Regions from separate parts of the Homo sapiens genome. Here regions 1, 2 and 3 are each linked to region 4. A link is a contact called in ENCODE Hi-C data. All regions are on one chromosome and are shown on one strand. Each heading gives the region's core, a stretch centred on a gene start or an enhancer-like site at or near the end of the contact. The rest is flanking DNA. Distances are from core to core; before and after follow the strand shown.

The links. Hi-C counts contacts between places; a loop is a spot of excess contacts on that map. Pooled maps may share reads with other maps.
Region 1: a map with no recorded cell type shows a loop between it and region 4 (4-fold over the local background). The contact joins the promoter of POLI here to the enhancer-like site in region 4. A Hi-C loop is called at or near these places in 4 of 37 single-sample maps with no recorded cell type and 2 of 50 pooled maps.
Region 2: a map with no recorded cell type shows a loop between it and region 4 (7-fold over the local background). The contact joins the promoter of MBD2 here to the enhancer-like site in region 4. A Hi-C loop is called at or near these places in 2 of 37 single-sample maps with no recorded cell type and 2 of 50 pooled maps.
Region 3: a loop to region 4 is called in a map with no recorded cell type, with 6 times the contacts of the local background. The contact joins two enhancer-like sites. A Hi-C loop is called at or near these places in 3 of 37 single-sample maps with no recorded cell type and 2 of 50 pooled maps.

The regions. Positions count from the first base shown.
Region 1 is chr18:54,267,770-54,271,121 of GRCh38, reverse strand. POLI (DNA polymerase iota) reads right to left here and starts at 1,605. Exons shown (of 10, transcript NM_007195.3): 1 at 1,461-1,605. The coding sequence starts at 1,575. It overlaps LOC124904307 (a long non-coding RNA gene), which reads left to right and starts at 1,217. Exons shown (of 2, transcript XR_007066379.1): 1 at 1,217-1,296. RefSeq lists enhancers at 1,124-1,173, 1,704-1,833, 2,094-2,243 and a silencer at 1,244-1,493.
Region 2 is chr18:54,223,238-54,226,338 of GRCh38, reverse strand. MBD2 (methyl-CpG binding domain protein 2) reads left to right here and starts at 1,670. Exons shown (of 7, transcript NM_003927.5): 1 at 1,670-2,321. The coding sequence starts at 1,780. RefSeq lists enhancers at 1-286, 287-829 and a silencer at 1,580-1,969.
Region 3 is chr18:54,147,692-54,150,864 of GRCh38, reverse strand. No RefSeq gene overlaps it. Among named protein-coding and RNA genes, the nearest start is that of SNORA37, 73 kb to the left of the region's middle. Within about 2 kb of position 1,689, at least 10 of the 41 ENCODE cell types and tissues checked have a DNase peak (open chromatin) inside an H3K27ac peak, as active enhancers do.
Region 4 is chr18:51,724,058-51,726,956 of GRCh38, reverse strand. No RefSeq gene overlaps it. Among named protein-coding and RNA genes, the nearest start is that of LINC01630, 330 kb to the right of the region's middle. Within about 2 kb of position 1,441, at least 2 of the 41 ENCODE cell types and tissues checked have a DNase peak (open chromatin) inside an H3K27ac peak, as active enhancers do.

The DNA of each region.
Region 1 (3,352 bases), core at 356-2,855, 2.5 Mb before region 4:
GAAGGGAAAAAATGTGATAAATAATGGATGATGAAAGAGCTAATACTATCACCTGGAAGTTTATAGTAGCTCTTAGTGTAAACCAGAAGGGGCAGAAAAGTTGAAATGACGTTGATTTTCACACAGCTTGAAAATTATTCTAAGCAGCATGCCCTTACATTTAAAACAAACAAACCAACAAAAACTGAAATACAAAATGGCAAAAGACAACCAGTGGGTACAAGTGTGGGCTATTTTTAGCTCCCATGGCAGCAGGATTATCTGGTTTAATGCTAAATCGCCAGTGCCTAAAACAGTGTCTAGGACATAACAGACCACCAATAAATATTCACTAAATTGAAAGACTGAATAGTTCTTTGATTTTAAAAAGTTGTTAGGTCATTATTTGTCGGGGAGGGAATGACAGAGGCGACTCCTTCTCTCAACACTGGCTAAAAACAAGACAGGCAAAATACAATACAATATTCTGGTTGGGATCCTGGAACAGAAAATGAACGTTAGCAGAAAAACTGGTAGAATATTAATAAAGCGTGTAGTTCAATTAATAGTATTATACCAATGTTAATTTCCTAGTTTTGACAAATGTACTGAGTTTATGTTAACACTAGGGGGATCTAGCTCTGCAACTTTCAGGTAAACCTAAAGTTCCAAAATTTAAAAGGCCAGGCACGATGGCTAACTACTGTAATCCCAATACTTTTCGAAGCTGAGGTGGAAGGATCGCTTGTGGCTGGAGTTTGAGACCAGCCTGGACAACACAGCTACACCTGATCTAAAAAAATCTGAAAATCAGCCAGGTGTGGTGGCACGTGCCTGCTGTCCCAGCTACTCGGGACGGAGAGGCTGGGGCGGAGGATCACTTGAGCCCAGGGGTTCGAGGCTGCAGGGAGACCTTGTCTCTAAATTAATGAATGAAACAAAACCAGCAGGAAATGAGAACCGGTGCCTTTACATCCAGGCCCTGAGGTGGGCGGTACAAGGTAAAGACCAGAGCTGGAAGTGGGTCACCGGAGACGTGACCACAGCGGACCTGACTCCGCCTAGGTTCTGAGCCATCCCTTCCTGCCAGGACTGAGATCCGGGTCCCACCTTCTGCCAAATGAGCGACAAGGTCCTCAACTTCTCCAAAGTTAAAAGGCCCAGAAGCCTCTGCAGTTTTCGTCGGGCTGGCTGAGGGATTCCCGCCCCACCTCGCCCCTCACAGAGGAAAGGACGGCGCAGATAAACCCTCGACACGTATTTGTAGTGTGGACGCGCCCCACCCTACTCCTGCTGGGTGAAGCCATTCCTCTAGAGGTACCCGCCGCGTAACACAAGGCAGAGGGAGGCAGCCCTCTCTTAGAGGAGCCGAGTGGGGCGGGGACGGTCGCGCCCCAGTGGCCGCCGCCCCGAGCGTCCGCCTGCCCCACCCTTCTCATTTACACCCAAGGAGGCCGCTGGCTCCTCTGGCTGCGGCGCACCCTGCGAGCTGGCTGCCGCCCCCACGTCCGCCAGTTCCATGGCCCAGGCCTCGGCGTCTTCCTCGTCGTCGTCGCCGCCGCCTTCCTCCTCCGGCTCCACCCCCAGCTTCTCCATCCCGCCGCTGCCAACCGCAGCGCTACTTCCGGCCGCTTCCGCCTGGTCTCCAGGGAAACCGGGGGACTACAGTCTCCAGTCGCTCTGTGCCTCTCGCCTGCGCAGTCGTGGCCGACCAGCCTGTTGCCCAGAGTGACACGCATGCCAAGGAATCGTGGAGGCCCACGTGCGGGAGTTTTTTCCCGCCGGGTGGAGGCCGGAAGCGGAGAGATTGAAAGCACAAATGGCTATTTTTTTTTTTTTTGAGACGGAGTTTCGTTCTTGTTGCTCAGGCTGGAGTGGGCAACAGTGACGCAATACCGGCTCACTGCAACCTCTGCCTCCCGGATTCAAGCGATTCTCCTGCCTCAGCCTCCCAAGTAGCTGGGATTAACAGGCATGCGCCATCACGCCCAGCTAATTTTTTTGTATTTAGTAGAGACGAGGTTTCACCATGTTGGTCAGGCTGGTTTCGAACTCCTGTCCTCAGGTGATCCACCCTCCTAGGCCTCCCAAAGTGTTGAGATCACAGGCATGAGCCACTGCGCCTGGCCTTTTTTTTTTTTTCTTGAAGGCTTTGGAGTTAGGCCCACATCACAAATTTTAGCGTTTTGTCTTTGTTCCATTCGGCTGTTAGCAAACTTGCAAATCCCTAGACCTGAGTGATTAATGTGATGGGGTGGGAAGGAGTGTAACTGATAGTAAAGACACAGGTGGCCTTGTAAACTCATATGATTAGCAACTATGTTAAGGTTTGCTGTGTTTTGTTTGTTGTTGTTTTATTTAAAGACACTGTGACGAATTCAACCACAGAATTTTTAACATCAAAACTGAATAGGATTTGATACATGAGTGTTGTAGTCAGACAAAATCTCCAATCCAGACCCTCCATCATGCTGTGTGACTTTGGGCAGGTTACATAACTGCTGTGAGCCTCAGTTGCTCTACTCTTAAAAAAAAAAAAAAGTATTGAGATTGAATGAATGGATAAAAGCTACCATATACTGTAATATCCTAATGTATATAAAACATGTGGCACATAGGAAGTGCTCAGTAAATGTCTATTCTCCTTGCCTTCTATTAGGATACCATGTGTGCATGTGTGTGTTGGTGTGTGTATGTGTATGTTTTACAATAGAGGAAATTTGGAAATTCCTCCATGCCTGTATGTATGTATATACACTATATCTGTATAAATACCCAAATTAACACATATGTTTGGTTTTTTATATGATTCTACTTCTTATCAAATAAAATATTAGAACCTTGAGAAACCCTTTAAAGCAGCCATTCCCAACCTTTTTGGCACCAGGGGCTGGTTTCATGGAAGACAATTTTTCCACAGACAGAAGGGAGGGGGATGGTTTTGGGATGATCCAAGTGCGTTACATTTGTTGTGCACTTTATTTCTATTATTATTACATTTTAATAGATAATGAGGTAGAATCAGTGGGAGCCCTGAGCGTGTTTTCCTGCAACTAGACTGTCCCATCTGGGGTGATGGGAGATAGTGATAGATCATCAGGCATTAGATTCTCATAAGAAGCATGCAACCTAGATCCCTCGCATGCGAGTTCACAGTAGCGTTCAGGCTCCTGTGAGAATCTAATGCCGCTGCTGATCTGACAAGAAGCAGTGCTCAGGCAGTCATGCCAGTAGTGGAGAGTGGCTGTGAATACAGATGAAGCTGCACTCCCGGGCCCGCTACTCACCTCCTGCTATGCGGCATGGTTCTTAACAGGCCAGGGACTGGTTCTGGTCCATGGCCTGGGGACTGGGGACCCCTGCTTTAAAGGAT
Region 2 (3,101 bases), core at 421-2,920, 2.5 Mb before region 4:
TTGCCTCAGCCTCCCGAGTAGCTGGGATTACAGGCGCACGCCAGCACGCCCAGCTAATTTTTGTATTTTAATAGAGATGGGGTTTGACCATGTTGGCCAGAATGGTCTCTATCTCTAGACCTCGTGATCCGCCGGCCTCGGCCTCCCAAAGTGCTGGGATTACAGAAGTAAGCCACCGCGCCCGGCCACAAATGACTTCTTTTTTTTTTTTTGAGACAGAGTCTCGCTCTGTCTGCCAGGCTGGAGTGCAGTGGCGTGATCCAGTTCACTGCAAGCTCCGCCTCCCGGGTTCACGCCATTCTCCTGCCTCAGCCTCCGGAGCAGCTGGGACTACGGGCGCCCGCCACCACGCCCAGCCAATTTTCTGCATTTTTAGTAGAGACGGAGTTTCATCGTGTTAGCCAGGCTGGTCTTGAACTCCTGACCTCAGGTGATCTGCCCGCCTCTGCCTCCCAAAGTGTTGGGATTACAGGCGTGAGCCACCGCGCCCGGCCCACAGATGACTTCTAAATGAATGTCTCCAGTACTGATCTCCTCAGAACTCATTTCTTGATGATTTTTTACATTCACATTTCTAAATTTCTTGTAGGAAACCACAAATTAGTGTCTTTCAACTAAAGGACATTAAAAGAAGACTAAGGTCAGGTTTAGAGACAGACAAGTTTGTGTGTATGAGTTAATGTTTGCATATACTGCAAAGATAAACCAAATTAATTTTAGATTTTTGTTGCTTTATATTAATCAACTTTTTCTATACGTTAAACTTGGTCCTCAGTTTTTAGGGCATATGAGTATAGAAACCCAAGATAGCTTATCATCAGGCTGATAACATGTGCTTTACATTTTTCAATCTTCCAAATATTTCATAATATATTATCTTGAATATCAATAGCACACTTCTATAAGTGTTCGACAACTTATAGAAAATATGCATTTCTAAAATTCAAGTTGGCAGACCGAAAAGAATACCACACAGTTTCCTAAAGGCTTGTGACAGTAAGTTAGGCTGGACTTTCAACATAATGGAATATTTACCAAATAAAAGGCCACTGATTTTTGTATTAGACAAAGACATCTGGAAATTTCTAGATGGATTTAGGGATTCTGGTCATTCTAAGGAGAATCTAGAGGTAAGCCCCATCTGACTCATGGGCATATTCCAAGTTATCATTTCCTTTCCTACATCCTTACAAGGTTCCAGGAGAATCTGTCAATGGCTCTGAAGCCAGGCTCAGGAGGGAACTGGTATTCAGCGAATGGGACACTTTGCTTCATTCCTTCATTATAAGCTCCCCTGCAAGCTTTGTGCAGAGGGGCGGGAAAAGGGGCTATCACCCCCTTAAATGAATAGCCGAGTTGGTATGTAATATAAGATCTATTTTGCTTGTTATTCATTAATTGGGAAGCAAACATAGGTAAAATCACATAATGGTGGAGGTTACCCCGTTTGAAACAAACTAACCACAGTCACTATGACACCCCCAGCTGGTGGCTAGCCCGACCAACCTTCCCAGCTCCGCGCGCCCAGTGGGGGCCGGAAAAGCGCGGGAGGGGGCGTGGCCCCGAGAAGGCGGAGACAAGATGGCCGCCCATAGCGCTTGGAGGACCTAAGAGGCGGTGGCCGGGGCCACGCCCCGGGCAGGAGGGCCGCTCTGTGCGCGCCCGCTCTATGATGCTTGCGCGCGTCCCCCGCGCGCCGCGCTGCGGGCGGGGCGGGTCTCCGGGATTCCAAGGGCTCGGTTACGGAAGAAGCGCAGCGCCGGCTGGGGAGGGGGCTGGATGCGCGCGCACCCGGGGGGAGGCCGCTGCTGCCCGGAGCAGGAGGAGGGGGAGAGTGCGGCGGGCGGCAGCGGCGCTGGCGGCGACTCCGCCATAGAGCAGGGGGGCCAGGGCAGCGCGCTCGCCCCGTCCCCGGTGAGCGGCGTGCGCAGGGAAGGCGCTCGGGGCGGCGGCCGTGGCCGGGGGCGGTGGAAGCAGGCGGGCCGGGGCGGCGGCGTCTGTGGCCGTGGCCGGGGCCGGGGCCGTGGCCGGGGACGGGGACGGGGCCGGGGCCGGGGCCGCGGCCGTCCCCCGAGTGGCGGCAGCGGCCTTGGCGGCGACGGCGGCGGCTGCGGCGGCGGCGGCAGCGGTGGCGGCGGCGCCCCCCGGCGGGAGCCGGTCCCTTTCCCGTCGGGGAGCGCGGGGCCGGGGCCCAGGGGACCCCGGGCCACGGAGAGCGGGAAGAGGATGGATTGCCCGGCCCTCCCCCCCGGATGGAAGAAGGAGGAAGTGATCCGAAAATCTGGGCTAAGTGCTGGCAAGAGCGATGTCTACTACTTCAGGTACCTCCCTGGGGGCGGGGAGGGGGTGGCGGGGTCAGGCCGGGGTCAGGGGTCAAGAGCGGGCCTGGGCAGAGGATGAGCGCTGGGGCCCGGGGGGCATGTGGCAGGGACAGGCTGGTTTGGTGGTGGAAGGTGGCGGAACCCTTGGGTGAGAGTTGACCCCAGTGCGGTGGGAGGCAGTGTCAAAAGGTGAGGGCCCGCAGGAGGGCATCTTATGTGGAAGGCGTCGGGGAAGATGGTTTGCGAAGAAAGGGTTAGCCTGGCAGGGATGGTTAGTCCACTGAAGGGTTAAAAGGAGGTGTAATTCATCGAAACTATAAAACCCAGTCACTGTTGGCTCCTGTCCCAGCCTGTCCCAGATTCATCATCACAAGTGTTAAGCATGCACATGTGGAAGAATGAGCTATCTACAGTAACAAGGTTTCATTTACTTCATCCAAGAAAGTTTTGTATAAAGCAGCTATTTGGAATGCCTGAAGTTTTTTTGGAACTTCTTGGTATTGCAGAATATACTCTTTTGAAACTGACACACTGTACTAAGTTTTTAGACTCCTAGACCAAAATTTGCTCCCCAGGGAACATTTGTCAATGTCTGGAGACATTTTCGGTTCTCACACCTGGGGAGGGTGTGATACTGGCATCTAGTGGGTAGAGGCCAGAGATGCTGCTACATATTCGATAATACAAAGGAAAGCTGCCACAACAAAGAATGATCTGGCCCAAATTGTCACCTGTGCTGAGGTTGAGACATCCTGTTTTAAATGATTCAAGGTTTTTCAC
Region 3 (3,173 bases), core at 440-2,939, 2.4 Mb before region 4:
GAGAAATCTTTACTAGGATTATTTATCTTATAAAAGAGGTGAGAATAGGTAAAGCTTCTTAATCACAGAATGTTAGGAATTATTTTTATCCGACGGTTAGCGTTTTCTTTGTAGTACTTTCAGCTTTTTGCCTCATGAACTTGATCCTCTGAGAAGTCTGGCAGCAAGATGCAACTGGACCATAGGCCCTGGGGCAAGAGTCCCCAACCTTTTTGGCACCAGGGACTGGTTTCATGGAAGACAATTTTTCCAAAGAGCAGGGTGGGGTGGGGTGATGGTTCTGAGATGAAACTATTCCACCTCAGATCATCAGGCATTAGATTCCCATAAGGAGTGTGCAATCTAGATCCCTCGCATGTGCGAGTCACAGTAAAGTTTGTGCGCCAATGAGAATCTAATGACACAGCTGATCTGAGAGGAGGCGGAGCTCAGGCGGGAATGCCTGCTCACCTGCTCACCTCCTGCTGTGTGGCCCTGTTCCTAACAGGCTGAAGATCAGTACGAGCCTGCTGCCGCCCAGGGCTTGGGGCCCCTGATGTAGGGCATGTGTAAAACCATTCACTGGGAGTGGGACCTTTTAATATTTGTTTTTATCTAATGTTATTGTGATTCTAATTTTTGAGTGTTTTTTAATATACATATTAGTAGAACAGTACATGTATATTATTTGTAAGTAAATATCCATAAATTTGGGAATACGTTTTTGTCTCAGAAAGGATTTATTAGCAAAGGAGTTTTGAGACCACTGCTCCAGTGCAGGACTCCTCATCGGGGGTCCATATTCCCCTGGAGTCAAGGAGCCTGCCAGACTCTTGCCATTACATACACAATTTTATGACGATGTGCCTTTCTCCTGGGGTAGTATCAGTAGCTTCTGTAGAATTCTCAGTGGGGAATGTATATCCAAGAATGAACCACTGAGGGCTGGTCTAGTGATTTCACTCCACTCTTGAGGCAGAATGGCTGTCACATACAAATTCAGATCATCTACAGCTTGATTTGTTATTGTTGTTGTTGTTGCATTTGTTGGTAGCCTCCAAATGACTTTCCATTTTGATTTAATGAATTAATGCTAACAAAATACCTAATAGAGTGGCCTCCGTATGGTAATGTATTTCATAAATGGGAGCAACCGCTTCCCCCAAAAACAAACAAACAAAAAACGCTGGTAAATTGTTAGGTATTGGAATATGCTTCTTGGGGAGTTACCTTGATTTTCGCTGACTGGATAAATATTCCCTGGACTGAGAGAGAACCAAAGCAGGGAGTTAATTGTGTGTGTGTTGGGAGAGGTTGATAGCAAGCAAGAATATGCTTGTTGAACACAGCATGATTCATACGAAGGCCTTACACCCAACAGTAGCTAGTTGTGAGAAAACAGAAACATTTGGAAACTTGAGGGGACTGATACAAATAGCAACATGGTAGAATGTGCTACTGGGAATGAATGCCTTCTTTTAAACCTTTCTCTTCCTCTCTTCTGTCTCCTACAAGAGCCGAGTCACTTAGTATAATTTTACAAATGAGAAAACTATAACCTTCCAACTATGACTTTCATTTTAAGAAACTCATGTGGCTTTTTGGAACAAACAAGATTTTGGTTTTACAGAAGCTGCTGTGAGAAGAGGATGAATTAGTCACCTAACTCTGAAAACATTTAACACTGGGGGTGGAGGGCTGGGGGAAGGGTGAATGCATTATTACTCAGTGAGTCAGAAACACACTCAACTTTACTGGAACTTTGTATTCATTCAAGGAATGGTCACAATCTTTGTTGTTGTTGTTCTTCCTCTTCTTTTTTTAAAATGACATTCCATAGGCTCTATTGCCATTTTATTAAAGATCAGTAGAAAGGCAAGAGGAAATATGGGTGTGAATTAAAGAATGGAGATAATTCAAATTACTCAGGGAAATTTCTTTGTGATAGGGTGGGACTGAGGTCCCTGATTTTTTGCTGACTGTTAGTCGGGGTTTGTCCTCAATGTCTAGAGGCTGCCCACATTCCTTGGCTAATGGCTCCTTTCATCGTTTTTGTTTGTTTGTTTTTGTTTTTGTTTTTGTTTTTTTTTGAAAGCCTCGCTCTGTCATCCAGGTTGGAGGCTGGAGTGCAGTGGCTTGATCTTGGCTCACTGCAGCCTCTGCCTCCCGGGTTCCAGTGATTCTCCTGCCTCAGCCTCCTGGGTAGCTGGGATTACAGGCATGCGTACAACCATGCCTGGCTAATTTTTATATTTTTAGTAGAGATGGGGTTTCACTATGTTGGCCAGGCTGGTCTTGAACTACTGACCTCAGGTGACCCGCCCACCTCGGCCTCCCAAAGTGCTGGGATTACAGGCATGAGCCACCATGCCCAGCCAGCTGCCTTAATCTTTAAAGCCAGAAATCAGGTCAATTTGTCTTATTGCTCCAACTTCCCCTTCTGCCTCATGTCTTTCACTCCAGCCAGAGAAAGTTCTCTTCCTTCAAAAACTCATTTAATTAGATTAAGCTCACCCAGATAATCCAAGATAATCTTTCCATTTTGAGATCTGCAAACTTAATTGTATCTGCAGAATCACTTTAGCCATGTAACCTAACATGATTACAATTTCTAGACATTAGAGCATGGGTAATTTTTTGGAAAAGGGCCTTCTGCCTGCCACATACTGTTAGCTACAAGTAACAGATTATCAGTCTCAGATGGCTTAAACAATAAGGAAATGTACATTAAATGTATCTAAAAGACAATTCTAGGCTACTTTAGATTCTTAATGCAAACCACAGGGCTCTAGCTTTGCTTCTGTGTAGTCTTCTAATCATGGCCTCTCCTTCGTGAATTGACTTCAGCCTCAGCTCAGTAGCAAGATGCTTCCAGGTGTCCAGACATGACAATGGCAAGAAGGAGAAGATAGATGTCTTCCTGTGCCTGCTTTTTATTATTTATTTATTTATTTACTCTTTTAAATATATGATAGAGATAGGATCTCGCTATGTCGACCAGGTTGGTCTTGAACTCCTGATCTCAAGCAATTCTGTCTCAGCTTCCCAAAGTGCTGGGATTACAGGTATTAGCCACCACACCCAGCCATATGCCTGCTTTTTAGAAGGCCCCAAACACTTTCCCTTGTACCTCATTGGCTAGAATTGGTTAACACGCCCATTCCTAAACTAGTTGCTGAGAAAGGGGGTTGGAA
Region 4 (2,899 bases), core at 192-2,691:
AATCCTATCTAAAAAGATACCTCCTCCTCCAACATTGGCCCATATGCAGTTCCTTGAAAGATACCTCCCGCAGCACATCTGCTGCCCCAACAGCCAGAATTCTGTGCCAGAGCCCACAGCATGAGCAGTGCAATTTCTCACTTCCCCAGAGTCTTCTCAGAAAAGAAATAGAGAACACAAGGGAAATGACCAAAGCCAAGTGAGTGGTGATTTCTCTGTCTGCCAAGTTGCTAAGACATGTCAGCTCTACTAGCTCTTGATCAGGGTGGGTGCCAACAAGTCTGAAAAAGCCTAGTACTACCAGGCAATCACGCTTCCCACTGAGTCCTGTCCTAGAGGATGAGATTGACCTTAGTGGCCTGTAACGCTGCAGACACAGGGAAAAGTTACTTGGAACAAGAAAGAAAAAAAATGTAACACTCGTACTTTATGTGTTTTCAGTTAACAATATGGCTGTGGAAGAAAAAAATAAATGAGCAAAATTTATAAAAAAAAGTATAAGTACTTTCCAGGAACTATAGAAGTACTTGGTTCTTTCCAAAGTATTGTCCAATACGGTAGCTGCTGGGCCCTTGTAACTATTTACATTTATATTAATTAAAATTAAACACAATTAAATCTTGAGTTTCTCAGTCACATGATCCACATTTCAAGTGCTCAATCGTCACACGTGACCACTGGCTACATATAGACAGCTACAGATACAGAACATCTGCATCATCGCAGAAAATTTTATGGGATAGAGCTGCTCTAAAAAGCTGAGTAGGCTGGGCGTGGTGGCTCATGCCTGTAATCCCAGCACTTTGGGAGGGCGGGGCTGGTGGATCACTTGAGGTCAGGAGTTCGAGACCAGCCTGGTCAATATGGTGAAACCCCGTCTCTACTAAAAATACAAAAATTAGTTGGGCATGGTGGTGGGCGCCTGTTAGTCCCAGCTACTCAGGAGGCCGAGGCAGAAGAATTGCTTGAATCTGGGAGGCAGAGGTTGCGGTGAGACGAGATTACACCACTGCACTTCAGCCTAGGGAGACAGAGCAAGACTCCGTCTCAAAAGATAAAAAATAAAATAAAAAGCTGAGTATATCAAAGAAAGTGGAAAACAAACCAGCATAACATCAATGAGGTTGCCTCCCATATCACTACTTGTTTAGAAGAAAATGTTAATTATTTCTATTTGTTGGCAAATCCTCTACCTGTTTCCTGTAGCTTTGGCACTTTACCTCACAGCTTCCGCTTAGCTGTTAGTCAAAGTCACAGCATTAAAACAAAAGAGTAGCACTTCCTTCAAGTTGGGAAGTGTCTGGACTCCCGCTAGTCTTTCAGAAAATACTACCCAGGCAGCTCCTCAAGCTGGGCCCTCACTTCCATCTCCTTTCTGTGAGCAAATCGAGTCATCTGCCCTCACGGCCTCTACTCCCACTGTGTAATTAACTCCCTTGGGTTTTCACTGAATGAGTGACTCAGCAAAATGACTTTTTAAATGAACGTTCACATTTAGCAATTCTGCCCACATACAAACTGGGACTGGAACTGACTTTTTAAGTAAACATACTGAGACTTTGATAACTAAATTAGTGGGTTTTGTTCCAAATAGTCACCCTAGCAGGTAACATCCTGCTTCCAATCATACAGATGTGTCTCAGATCACTGCTGGAACATTTCTTAGGGAATTGGCTTCAAGGCACATGTAAGTGTAAAGTGACAAAACGTTCTTTAATAAGGGATGTGGATGTCTTCTCGCGCTCTCCTCTTTAGAGTGTCTCTGAAAACTAAGAGGCCACAGAACTTTTGATTTTACAAAGCAGGTCACAAGCCTTCTGACCCTTGGAACTATAAATACATGCCTCCAAAATTAACACGGGAGGCATATAGGGACAATCACAAGGTGCATATTCATTTGTCTGTCAAACAGATGAGACATTTTAATTGTCTTTTTTTCTACTTTACTGTATAAATTTATGTGCGATTCTGTCCAGACTTTATAGTCACTTCCATGCTGCTGGATGTGTGTGTAAATCTGATAATGCTCACCAGGTAATAAATGGTTTCTCCCTCTTCTCTATGTTTCAGAAGGGTCTTGTGTTGGCAGAATTATATTTCCCCAACAACTGAAACACATGCATTTAAATATTTTAAACCTGTATGTTCACAGGCAAATTTGATTCTTGGAACCCCTTTCAAAAGTCACCTGGAATTTGAGTAGTGGTATGAATGATCATTTAAGATTATAGAGTTTGGGATAAAAAATGAAGCAGGTTTTTCTTTTGGTTTTTTAATATGACTCACAGGTTAATTTCCAGGAATACTTCTTTGAAGGGGATGAAAACTTGGGTTCATTTAAAAAAAAAGTCCTATTACTTTATAATTCTACCAAGTATATAATACATATAATATATTCAAAACACCTAAACAGATTTTTATACTCTCAGTAAATGATTTTTTCCCTTATTTTTATACATGTCCTTAAAATAAATGGACTTCATTAAAGATACCAGATATCCCAGCAATAATTTACAGATATTGGATTTAAAGAGCACATAGTAAAATTCAGTTGAGTCAAAAGAGTAGAAAAAGCTAATTTTGTATCATTTTCCCCATATTCTGAGGACCTATCATTGGCTGTATACAGAACGTAAAATCAAATACAATATTTTCCCAATATTCACAATCTATTTGATTAACTCCCCAGATGCAAACATAAAGAGAGGAGAAAGAAGCCTCAGGAAAGAGATTTTGACAAGACTGAACATGGCCAGCACCATCTCTTTCTGGGAACAGGCATGAAGGATTAGTTGGTGCCATCTCTCCAGCCCTCTGAGGTGGATGGCACACTGTTGAGGTGCCGGGTGATCACATGAGCTACCGGTTGGATATTACTGGAAAGGCACGTTCTCTCAGA